Regions from separate parts of the Homo sapiens genome. Here region 1 is linked to region 2. The links are chromatin contacts, found by Hi-C or POLR2A ChIA-PET in ENCODE. All regions are on one chromosome and are shown on one strand. Each heading gives the region's core, a stretch centred on a gene start or an enhancer-like site at or near the end of the contact. The rest is flanking DNA. Distances are from core to core; before and after follow the strand shown.

Region 1 (5,952 bases), core at 2,493-4,992, 400 kb after region 2:
CCAAAATCACCCATTTCAGAGGGCCATTTGTTTCCTGGGACTCTGGCTGACATTCACATCAAAAAATTCAATTCCAGAACACCAAGTATTTAGAGGTCACTTCCTCCAAGTTCCTCACCTTGCAAAGGAAGAGACTGAAGCTCACAGAGAAATGATGGCTTGCCACCTGCTATGTAGCCGTTGACAGCATAGCCAAGACTGGAACCCACAGCACTTGTATTTTCAGACTAGCATTCCTACTTTGGTGCCAAATGGCATGAATCAAATAGTTGAGCTTGCTTATTAATAGCAACTATTACCACTATTACATTAGTTAGCTTTTACTGAGGGCTTCCTAGGTGGTGGGCATGTGCTAAGTGTATTTGTTTATCATCTTCAGCTCTCCCAACCATATGATGCAGTTCCTGCATGTTTGCTGATGTTGTTGATTGGGAAAGTCGAGCTAAATTCTGTGTCCCCAGTCACACAGCTTGGGGTAATGTGTGACAGCCCAGGATTCCCACCTGGATCTTTCTGACAAGAAAGTCATGTTTAGACCACCCTGTAAGGTACCTTTGGCCAAGACCCATGATGTGTGCTGAATCTGAAACCAAATAATATCTAAGAGGCCAGAATAAAGGTCAAATGATGTTTAGGCCAAGAGAGCTGCCGTGAGCATGGAAAGGTTGTGGGGCCGTGTGGTCAGCTGGCAAGTGTGGAGTTGGTTCCTATGCTTCTCTCACCATTTAGTGGCTCGCCCCGGTGAAAATGGCAGTTCCAATGGGATGGACCGCACCAGAAAGTTTACCCTCGTCAGGCAGAAGCCCCTGAGAAAACGGGGGCTGACAGAAGCCCCTGGGAGATGCTCAGGGAGTGGCCCAAGGTTGGGAGCCAAGCTGGAGTCCAGAGTCAGAACCGGGAAACCGTCCCGATCATGGGAACCAGGGATCTGGGAAGCACTTGGACATGATTCCACCAAAAGCTGTCTCTTTCACTCAAGGAATCTTAAAGAATTACACACAGACACTGTCCATAGCTATTTTCCACATGATTAAATCAGTATTTGCTTAATAAAGAAAATCTGGTAGAAATGAGGAAGTGGAGAAAAGAAAAGAAACTTTTTCAGCTCAGGAATGTCACCATGTTTGCCACAAGAGCCCATGGTTTGGGACATTCGTGTCTGGCGGGGAAAGGGGGATATCCCGGATGCAGGGTGTGGCAGAGAAGCTACGAGGGAGTGCACTGCCAAGTCCCTTCTGGGCCCCACACCTGGGCCTGCTGCCCTGTGGCTCCCCAAGGACTCCAGAAGCAGCAGGGAATGGGACACTCAGGATCTGTGCCACCTTCAGCAAGCCATGCCTCTTTTCTGAGCTTCAGTTTCTGTATCTGTAAGAGGAGCATGGTCAGCTCTGCCTGTGCAGGTCTCGCCATCTCACAGCGCCCTGTCCTCCAGCTGCATTTTTGCTGGAAAGCATGGCCCAGCTAGGGAATCCCGCTCCCCTCTCACTGCTCACCAGGGCTCCCCTCATCTCATCTTTACCCAATTCCCCTGGCCGGGACCTCCCACCCACCATGGAAAGCTGCAGCCCTGGTCGGACCCATGGATCCTGGGTTTTCTGGTGGTCACCTTCCTAAGTCAGATTCCGATGCTGCCTTCTTCGCGAGGCTTCTTGTGTGGATTCTCTTAGTGTCAATCCGCGGTGCCAGGGGATGTTTAGATTAGGTCATGCGCCTACTCCCAGGAAGCTGCATGTGTCCTCACTGGTTCACTAAAAACATATTTCTTAGAAGTGAGGCCTTACTGCTCAGCTGCCCTAAAAACACAAGCAGGATGAGATCACCCACAGGACCCCAGTCCTGGCTAAATGCTGATGTAGTCCCTCCTGGGGGACAGGGGTGCAGCTGTGATCCTCAAGTGAGGAACTCAAGCTTCTGCGAGGTCCCTGGTTCTAGAATGTCAGTAGTAGAGACCCTGCTTCCCCCAGCCAGACACACCTTTGATACACAGGCCCACTTCGAGCCCATAAGACAATGCTCGGGACAGGAGCCCTTCCCGACCCTAGCTCTGGTGAATGAAAAGGAGGTGGGCATTTCCTTTCCACTACTTTAAAAATGCTTCGTGGGCTGGGCACGATTACACACCTGTAATCCCAGCACTCTGGGAGGCCGAGGTGGGTGGATCACTTGAGCTCAGGAGTTCCAGACCAACCTGGGAAACGTAGTGAGACGTTGTCTTTACAAAAAATATAAAAATTAGCTGGGCATGGTGGCACATGCCTGTGGTCCTAGCTACTTGGGAGGTTGAAGTGGGAAGATCTCTTGATCTCGGGAGGTGGAGGTTGAAATGAGCCAAGACTGCGCCACTGCACTCCAGCCTGGGCTACAGGGCAAGACACTGTCTCAAAAAAACAAAAACAAAAACAAAAAAATGCCTCGTGCCTCTGTCTCCTGAGACAGAAACACTTCCTGGGGTACCATGAGGGGAGAGTGAGATTTGGGGCCACACCAGTGTGAGGGGAACACAGCTGTGTGACCACGGACAAGTAACTACATGTCTTGGGGCCTCTTGCTCAGCTATAAAATGGGGAAAGCAGATGTTAGGAGACCACGTATGTGAGCGCGTGGACCAGTGTCTTGGCATTGTCCCAGGAATGGCTTGTGAACTCCACTTGGCTGAATCATCAGAACTTTTAGGAATCCCAGTTGTCTGGCCTGTTGAGGTTAACTACTCATGTGGTTCTGATTTATATAAGGGAAGATAAAAATGCAGCTACTCGGGAGGCTGAGGCAGGAGAATCGCTTGAGCCTGGGAGGCGGAGGTTCCAGTGAGCTGAGATTGCGCCACTGCTCTCCAGCCTGGGTGACAGAGCAAGGCTCTGTCTCCAAAAAAAAAAAAAAAAAAGGCAAAGTAAACTCAGAAGAGGAGAAGGAGAAGAAGAGGTGGCTCCTGCTACCTGCCCTCTTGCCCTAGTATGGACAAGGATGCCACACAGGCAGGTAGACCCTCAGGGCAGGAAGGAGTTGTAAAATTCCACTGTTCTCAGCACTTGGAAAACAAGCCTTCAGTGAGCAGCCACTCGGCCTTTGGTCTTGCTTTGCTCTGTCATCCAGGATCTAGCCAGCCACAGGGCAATCTGGGGTGGTGAATGTCCTGCCTACATCACAGCTTGGGGACAGGAGCTCTTCACGGCAGGCTCGTTTGCTGTAGGACATGCACTATTCGGGATGAAAACTCTGATGGGATTTCCAGGCCAGAGCCTTTCTGGCGCGCCCGTGACTCTCCCTCCATGCTGTGGGTGTCCTGGAGGTCCAGCGGCCTCACTGCTCACAGGTCCTTCCGAGCTGCTTGTCTGCTCCCTCACTCTGAGCGCCCACCTCACGGCTCCCGATGCTCTCCTTGCTTTCAGCCTCCCTGCCCAGGCCTGGAGTTTGGCCTGCTGTGCCCTTTGACTGGACACCCGCCAATGACTCCACTCTCCCGCCCTGGCCACCCCCCTTCACTGCAATTTGGAGTCTGTCCAGGTCCTCTGAGATACCTCATATGAGGGCTCTGTTTCTCCCCACAATCGGGCATGTGCTCATTAGTCATGGGATGAGTGGGTCATTTCGGAGCTTTCTACCTGAGGCAGGGGCTGTGGGGTTGATCCATTTCACTGCCTCAAGGCTTGGCAAGGCATGGGGAGGGCCACTGCTGGGCCGACCCACCTGGGCTTTGGTCAAGAGGGTGAGCGGCAGCCTGGGGATGCAGCTTCTCCCGCAGTCCCCCGTAGAGGCATGGGAGCAGCTGCATGATGACAACCTGTGCCAGGAAACTCCTTTTCAAGCTGACTTCTTAGGAATGAGGTGCTGTTCTAGAAATCCACAACAGAGACCAAACTGCCACTGCCCTGGCCACGGGGTCCAGCTGCAGATTAGGAAATGGGCGTAGTGCAGGAAAATAGAAAAATCAGTCCCCGCCTTCCTTAGTAATGACGCTGTCAGATGGGAGGAAGGAGCCTTGACTTCCTGAGCCCATCAGAGGCTCTGGGACAGGACTGGGGTGGGGATGCTCGACTTGGAGCCCTTCTTGTACATCCTCTTTGAACCCTTCTCAGCCTCCTGGAACCCTGGCAGTTGGTCCCTGGCACTTTGGTCCTTCTGCTGAGTTCTGACAGCCCAAGGCCATCTTCTGTCTGACCCTTCCCTGTTCTGGTGCCGCACATCCGCCTTCCCCTCCACTCACATCGTGCCAGGCCCCATGGTCTGGAACCGTCTGCCCTCTGCTCCATCAGAATCTGCCTCAGGTCATGTTGCAGCCTGCTCAGTTCCCTTCATAAAACACATATAGTGCTAGCACTGTGTTCCTAGGCCTAAAGGCCCCACGTGAGTGAGACCTGGCCCCAGAGTGCCAAGTCACAGAAGCCCGTGGATTCTAGTGTGCAGTGGCCACAGCAACCTGAGGTGCCACAGCAACCTGAGGTGCCACCTTCCACAGGGCAGCGGCATGAGGATGCCTGGTCTCCCATGGGACGTGGCTGGGCTTTGGAGGATGAATAGGAGTTCTAGTGCAAAGCATGGAAGAGTCCACATGGTGTGTCTGGGGAAACACACATAGCTCGGTGTTTTCCAAGTTGAGTGGAGAGGCACCAACTGAAGCCACAGTCTTGCCACCAACTCACCGCGTGCCTTGCTAGCCCTTTGCTTTCCTGGGCGGGTCTCTCCATCAGGGCTGGCCCACCACACAGTCTGCAGTGTGGGGTACCCAGATGCCAGGGGAGGAAGCAGGGGGTCTGTGTGTAAGGGTGGGGCTTGGGCAGAAGCCACCGACCCTGTCCTCAGGAGACCCAGAGAGCCCCTGCTAAGGACATGGGTGGGACAGCAATGCATGGACAGCAACGGGCTGAGAATTTCACCTTTGTACCTCACTTATGCTCCTCAAGGTCTCTGCATCTATATGAAGGGTCTGGAAATTGAGTGCAACCACTGTAACACATGGCTTTTTCCTTTAGGAATGAGAGTGGGCTCCAGCCAGCCCTGCAGGAGCTACTTCCCCCTGTTCTTACTTAACCAGAGCCCCGGTTGGGCGCTTGGCCTAATCACTCATGAGCAGGAGCCAAGTTCATCACTTCCTGACTCTTCAGCTTTGAACACCTTTGCATCTTCAGTGAAACTTCTGGATTTCCAGGTGACAATCTCCATCCTGGGCCTGTCTCAGTGGTGGAAATAACATGGCACGGAATCACCCTGCGTTCCCCCAGGAGCACACCCCTGAAAGGTCCTGGCATGTGTTCCCGGCCTCTGGACATTTTCAGGTATTGCTCCTCTGCCTGGCTGGCTGCCACTGCTCTTTCACCCTGCTGAGAATGACTGGACTCTTCCACGCTCATCAGCTCACAGCTTCTGCCCAGCCCCTCCTCTGGAAGAATTCCCTGCCTCTCCCCTGTGTCTCCCCTCTCTTGGGACACCAGGCTCACTCACCGTGATTGGCCAATGCCATGTGGCCCCTCTACTAGTGGGCTTATTGGAAGGCAGAGACTAAATTAATTTGTAATTTCCCCCTAGCACTCATCACAGGGTCTGGCTTAGAGAAGCTCTCTTAGTGTTGGTTGGAAGAAAAGACAAAAGGAAGGAAGGAGGGAAGGAAGGGAGGAGGAACAGAAGGGAAGAAGGGAAGGTGGAAAGAAGGGAAAGAGAGGAAGCAAAGGAGGGAGAGGAAGGAAGACAGAGAAAGGAAGGAAGGAAAGGAAGGAGACCTTTGGTGACAACGGAAAGGCAAGGTTGCTTCAGTCCCTGAAGCACTTTACCCCAAGGCTGCGGGTGGCCCTCCCACTGGGACATCCCCATCAGGTCCACATCTCTTATTTGGATCCTGCTGGCTGCTGGCATCACCATCAGGCCAGGGCCCAGTGCCTGCCTCCTGGCACTGGACTACAGAGAAGGGGGTGGTGACGTTGGCCCTGGCTCCCATTTGTAGGACCTGGTGCCATAGATGTC
Region 2 (6,019 bases), core at 2,317-4,816:
TGTTTGTTTACATCTCTTGACTACAAATGGTGCCATATACAGTCTGTGTTTGCATGCATTCAGTTTTGATAAATTTTAACTTTATATAATAGATTAATATATATAAAAAAATCTCTAAGTGGACCTGCACAGTTCAAATCATTCAACTTCACATTCAATATGGTGCATGCCTCAGTGCTGCTGCTACTGTGGCCCCTCAGGAGGGAAGAGCTGACTGGTTTTGGAATAAGCGGGACAGTGACAAACATAATAACATCAAGAGCAAGTAATCTTATTGAGTGCCACTATGGGCTCAATATGTCTAAGACACTATGTGTCTAAGTGCTTTATGTTATTTCATTTAATCCTCTCCATTTTATGAGCTGTACACTATAATTATCCCCATGTTACAGAGCACAGAACTGAAGCACAGAGGAATGAGGCAAGCTGCCCGCAGTCACGACTTTGAACGTACACGACCTGTTCCAGACCCAGTGCCCTCCCTAGCTGAGGCTTGCCACCTAACTGGCTCAGTAGTCTGCACTTTCTGATCCTGGCAATGAGGACTCAGGGCCCTGCAAAGTCTCATACACATCCAGCATCCCAACCTACACACCCAAATCACACATTCCAACCATGTGGAGAAGAAGAAAGAGTCAGAAACAGGAAGTGAAGTCATCAAGTGGGACAGCTCTTCTTTCATGGGATCTAAGCTCAGTTCTGGCTCTAGGTCTCATGGCACATACTCATTTCTAAGATAAAAATACCTAGAACATGATGCAAAGGTCTAATACAGGAACGACTGCACTCCAGCAAGAGAAGAGCAAGAACAGGTCAGGGGAAATATTTGATGAGATAATGCCAAAAACTTTCCAAAGTTGACAAAAAGACGTCAAGCTACAGATTCAGGGTGTAGGATAAGTAAGCCCGCTCCGAGCATATATCATGGAAAAATTGCTGAGAAACAGACACAAAGAAAATGTCAAAAACAACCAGAGGAAAACGTGCATTATTTTCACAGAAGCAATGGGAAGACAGACAACTAATGTTTTTACATAAATTATAAGATTCAGAAGACAATGCAGTGGGAAGATGCAGAAGAGAATAACCGCTAACCTTGCATCCTATAACCAGTGAAACGTTCCTTCAAGAATGAAAGTGAAACAAAAAGTGAGAAAATTTCTCAGGCCCACATGAAAAGAACCGCTAAGCTGAGGTCTTCTAGTCCCAGAGAGAAGAATGCAAATTTAGGAAATATTAAAGTGCAAAGATGTAGGTGATTAAAGAGTATATAAAACAATAACATTATGTCTTAAGAGGTTTTATATATATGACAAGAATCCTTCAAAAGGGACAATGGAGCAAATGGAGTGAAAGGTCCTCATGCCTGCCTGAAAGCAGTCAGTAAATGTACTACATTATAAAAGATTTTAATAAGTTCAAGGGGCATGTTAGGCCGGGCGCGGTGGTTCACGCCTGTAATCCCAGTACTTTGGGAGGCCAAGGCAGGCAGATTGCTTGAGTCCAGGAGTTTGTGACCAGCCTAGGCAACATGGCAAAACCCTGTCTCTATAAAAAATACAAAAATTAGCTGGGCATGGAAGTGCATGCCTGTAGTCCCAGCTACTCAGGAGGCTGAGGTGGGAAGATGGTTTGAGCCCGGGAGGTTGAGGCTACAGTGAGATGAGCTCATGCCACCGTACTCCAGCCTGGGAGGCAGGGTGAGACCCTGACTCAAAAAAAAAAAAAAAAAAAGATGTGATATCTAGGGTAACCAGGAGAAAATAGTAAATGTACATGTACGTATTGGGTTAACAGAGGGAAAAACATAAATATACTTAATAAATCTAAAAAATTAAGAGAAAAGGAATACAAGAGAGGTGGGACAACCTGGAAAAAACTGCAAATGGCAGGTTCAAATACAAATATGATTATCACACTAAATAATACAATTAAATCACAGTAAATATTTTGGTTAAAAGATAAAGATTATCAAAGTAAAATAGTTACATTGTGATTATAAGAGATATTCCTTAAACATAAGGACCCAGAAAAGTAGAAAAAAGATGGTCCAAGAAAAACTGTGTAATGAAGCAAAGCTGAGGTAAAAATCATTAAATAAATTAATATGTGCCAGATTAGACTCTGGGGCAAGGAGCATTGCTAATAAAGCATATTTTATAATGTCTTAGAATTGACATACCAGGAAGATACAAATATTCTCAATTTTGGGTACCTAATAACATACACATTTTATTTTATTCACATGTTTGCATGTATATATTTACATATATGGGTGTGTGTAGACAGAAAAGATTAAATGGTAATAAATAATTGTTGCAAAGGTTTAATGCTGCGTTCATTGCCTTTTCAATGTCAGGTCATGTAAAACCAAAGCAATCAGTACTAGGGACTCTTGTGTGGATGAGGCAAGACCTCCCTCTTGGGGATGAGTTTCTACAGTAGATTAAGAGACTTCTAGAAGACAGAGGGAGGAGGAAAGATGGCAATAAATAATTGTTGCAAAGTTTTAATACTATTCACACAGCTCCTACAGCTTCCAAGAAATTACCTAACAAACAATGTAACAGGAAGAAATGAGACAAAAGATTATCTGCTGGCGCTACTAAGAGCATCTTTCTGAAAAGCTAAGTAAAGCCATGCCAGCTTTCTCCTATGTAGACCCAAGTTATAAGATTTATTCATTTTTTTCAAGAAAGTGTATCTGTGTAGGTAAAGATGTAAGAAGGTCCTAGGTTAATTCAAAATAACAACCCAGCTCTGCCTTTCCATGGTTGATATGAAGATGCTGTTTGTAGTAGATGGTAAAAGGGCCCTGTCAACTTCAGCCCTCAGACCCTCTTATCCTCTAAAAGGGGATCCGGTGTCCTGTGTCCTCCTCTGGAGGAAGGCAGAGCACACACACGGGATGCCTTGTTTTAGAATGAATGTCAACATGGAGACCCTGGAGTCATAAAGAGTTACCTCCCCACTGTCCCTAACTCTATCCCGGTTATCATTTCTGTATAGTGGGCAATGAATCAGTGCCGACAACACTCAAATGGCGTTTCGATTGCATTACAATCCTATGGCTATTTGGGGCAGAAACACATCACTTGCACTCCACTTGAGACCGGCCCCGAGGCCATCACTGCCACCTTCCTGTCAGGTCTGGCTCCCCAGCCTCCTATAAGAATAGTACCTAAGACGTATCCTTAATGACTCTAGAATCCGTGTATCACTGGATGCAAAGTGCTTCCCTGCAAAGTGGCTGGGACAAGAGGAATGCATTCAGAACTCACGGCAGCTTCCAGGTGGCTCTAGGGAGGGCAGCAAAGCATGGTAGTGAGGAAAGGGGTTCTGGGGCCAGAATGTCAGGGCTCTGACCCTGCTCTGCCACATCGTGGCAGCTACAGCTTGGGCCTCAGTTTTGTCATCCACAAAATGAGGATGATAATATGCATGTCACTGAGCTGTCACAAACAGTAAAGTGATAAAGAATGCCTGGCCCATAGCAAATGCTCAAAAAAATCTTAATATTATGTAACACATCATTGTTAACACTGACAACAATAAAGTCAGTTCGTTTTGCATTAGTCACTCTGCCCACATCCTTTCCTGTGGCTCGTTATGTTAGCGCAACAAAGGAGAGACACCCAAGAAACAGTGGTTAAGAACCTGATACTTGGATTTATTATATATTACCCAAAGTAATAGAATTCATAGCTTCTTGGAGTATACTACCACTTTCCTTTTTCATTTCCTTTTTTTTTTGCCTTTTCCAAAACAGATGATTCATTTGCAGATTAAAATTTCAACCATATACAGACAGCTTCAAAAGATCACCCCTGGCCGCTGCCCCTATCTGCACAGCTGCCTCTCCCATCTCCTCTCCCTACTAAGCAACCTCTTTCTTCTCTCCTGCAGCTCACACAATGTTCATGAGCATACCATCAAATACAAATATTCCAATTTTTCCTGTTCCCTTCACACAAATGTAGCCTTCTCTCTATATACTGTTCTGTACTTTGCTTTTTAATTGTTAGTAATTTTTCCGCAACAGGACACAAAGAGCAATCTCATTCTTTCTGGAGGTCCATGCAGAATACTGCCCTCAATGGATGTCACCTATGTGACCAGTTCCCACTGATGACCCTTACACTGAAAACCGGCTTACACAGGAGTGGTCTATGATCTATGATGTATTAACATGGACATTTCCTCTTCCATTATGAATTTGTAAAGTTTTGATTTCCATAATTCTTTTTTTAATCAGTGAAAACATAAAATAAGGTTCTGGGAGAGAGATACAGGAAGCCAATCTGTGGAACTTTTGGTTTGGGCCCCAGCATCCTATAAAAATGGCACTAGGATGTATCCTTAATGTCTCTGGAATCTGTGGATTACTGGGTGCAAAATGCTACCTGCCAAGTGGATGGGACAACAGGACTACATTCAGAATTGGATCTGCAGCACCTCCAGGAAAGTTTTGAGCTATGCTTCCTTCAGTTCCTCCATCTCCTTAATTGACTTCACCTTGAGTCTCTGGACCAGCTCAAAGGCCACTACAGTTCAACGAAGGCTGGGAGTTTTTGTAAAGAAATCCCTAGACCATTGTATCCATTGGCTCCAGTTGACTAAACGAACATCTCCTATGGAGACCCCTGGACTTTAGCCAAGCTCACCTGGGCCAGCTAACTTACAACTCACAAGGACTCTGTAGACTTAATTCCAGACATGTGGGATATGGTATATGTGCACAGAAACACTGTGGGAAATCCAAAGTGACTACAGTAAACAGCCCTATGAAATCACTCTGGCAACTGGCATGAAATTGCTGTCAAGGGCATTACTCTATATGCAGTACCACGTGATAAATTTCCTTTAGAACTTACAGTCAGGAGGTACTGTCTCTGCTGAGGAGCTTCAGTCAACTGTATAATTCATCATGTTTACTTCATGGCCCTGGCTTTTTGGGAACCTGAGAGTTGGTTCAGTCGTGAAAATAATTAACACCTCATGTACTATTTCCTTTCTCCCTGGTCCTGATTTTTCGAATCCTATTCTTCTAATCTAGTGGTCTCAACCAGGGGCAATTCCCCATCCTCTGGCTTCAGGGCACATTTGGCAACATTTAGAGACATTTTTGGTTGTCTCAACTGGCCGGGCGTGCGACTGGCATCTAGCAGGCAGAGACCAGGTATGCCACACATCTAAGTGGCCTGCAATGCTTGGATGTCCCCCAGACCCCCGACAAAGAATTATTCTACCCAAAATGTCAGTAGTACTGAGTCCGGAAAACCTAGCTCTACCCTGTTTAATATTAGGCCCTCTGTTAAAAGCTCCTGAGATCTTGTTTAGAAAGATGCTTAACTACATTTGATAAATAAAATATTGTGACAGAACAGCGGAAAAGTTACGAGCATTTTCCTGCCAGAATAGACATCAAGTCCAGAGGCCAATTTTCCACGAAGAGATGTGCACTCAACACAAACCGCAAGATGTCACATACCTTGAGGAGTCTGAACGCTGTCATCCAGCACGTCCTGGTTTGCTCGTCCTCTGCACAGAGCAACCTCAGCTCTTTAGTTTCATTCCTGACTTTGTTTGGCTACAGGAGGTAAAAGAAAGTCCTGTTAGTGTTACACAGGGAGTCAGAAACAGCTTCTGTCAAGGCAGGGCTGCATCTGACACAAACCAGAGACAACCAGCTGGAGATCCCCCTAGCAAGGAGCACAGCAGATACACACACACCTGTGTGTTAAGCGTTCATTCATCCACCTTCCTGACAAGACTTTATTAAGTGCCTACCATGGACTGGCCCCAGGTTGTGTACCACTTAGCTGAATAATAAGCCATCCTTTGGGAACTTCAGAGGAGACAGAAAAACAAACTAGCACAGGACAACGTAATGTGGTAAGCACAATAGGACAAAGAGGAAGAGGCATCTAACTCTGTCGACGGACTGGATTCTATGGGAGGAGAACCTGCCTTCTGACTTACAGGAGGAGAGATCTTAAAGTTGCCCCCAGGCCACTGA

Evidence for each region. A loop is a pair of places that touch in the nucleus more often than their neighbours do. ChIA-PET counts read pairs that join two places held with the same protein, here RNA polymerase II (POLR2A).
Region 1: a map of dorsolateral prefrontal cortex shows a loop between it and region 2 (1.9-fold over the local background). The contact joins two enhancer-like sites. A Hi-C loop is called at or near these places in 1 of 168 maps with a recorded cell type or tissue (dorsolateral prefrontal cortex). POLR2A ChIA-PET finds 5 or more read pairs at or near these places in 1 of 52 experiments (naive thymus-derived CD4-positive, alpha-beta T cell).

What each region holds. Positions count from the first base shown.
Region 1 is chr7:51,006,814-51,012,765 of GRCh38, forward strand. No RefSeq gene overlaps it. Among named protein-coding and RNA genes, the nearest start is that of GRB10, 230 kb to the left of the region's middle. RefSeq lists enhancers at 2,867-3,368, 5,568-5,952. Within about 2 kb of position 3,743, at least 3 of the 41 ENCODE cell types and tissues checked have a DNase peak (open chromatin) inside an H3K27ac peak, as active enhancers do.
Region 2 is chr7:50,607,250-50,613,268 of GRCh38, forward strand. GRB10 (growth factor receptor bound protein 10) reads right to left here. Exons shown (of 19, transcript NM_001350814.2): 13 at 5,492-5,590. Among named protein-coding and RNA genes, the nearest start is that of DDC, 45 kb to the left of the region's middle. Within about 2 kb of position 3,567, at least 3 of the 41 ENCODE cell types and tissues checked have a DNase peak (open chromatin) inside an H3K27ac peak, as active enhancers do.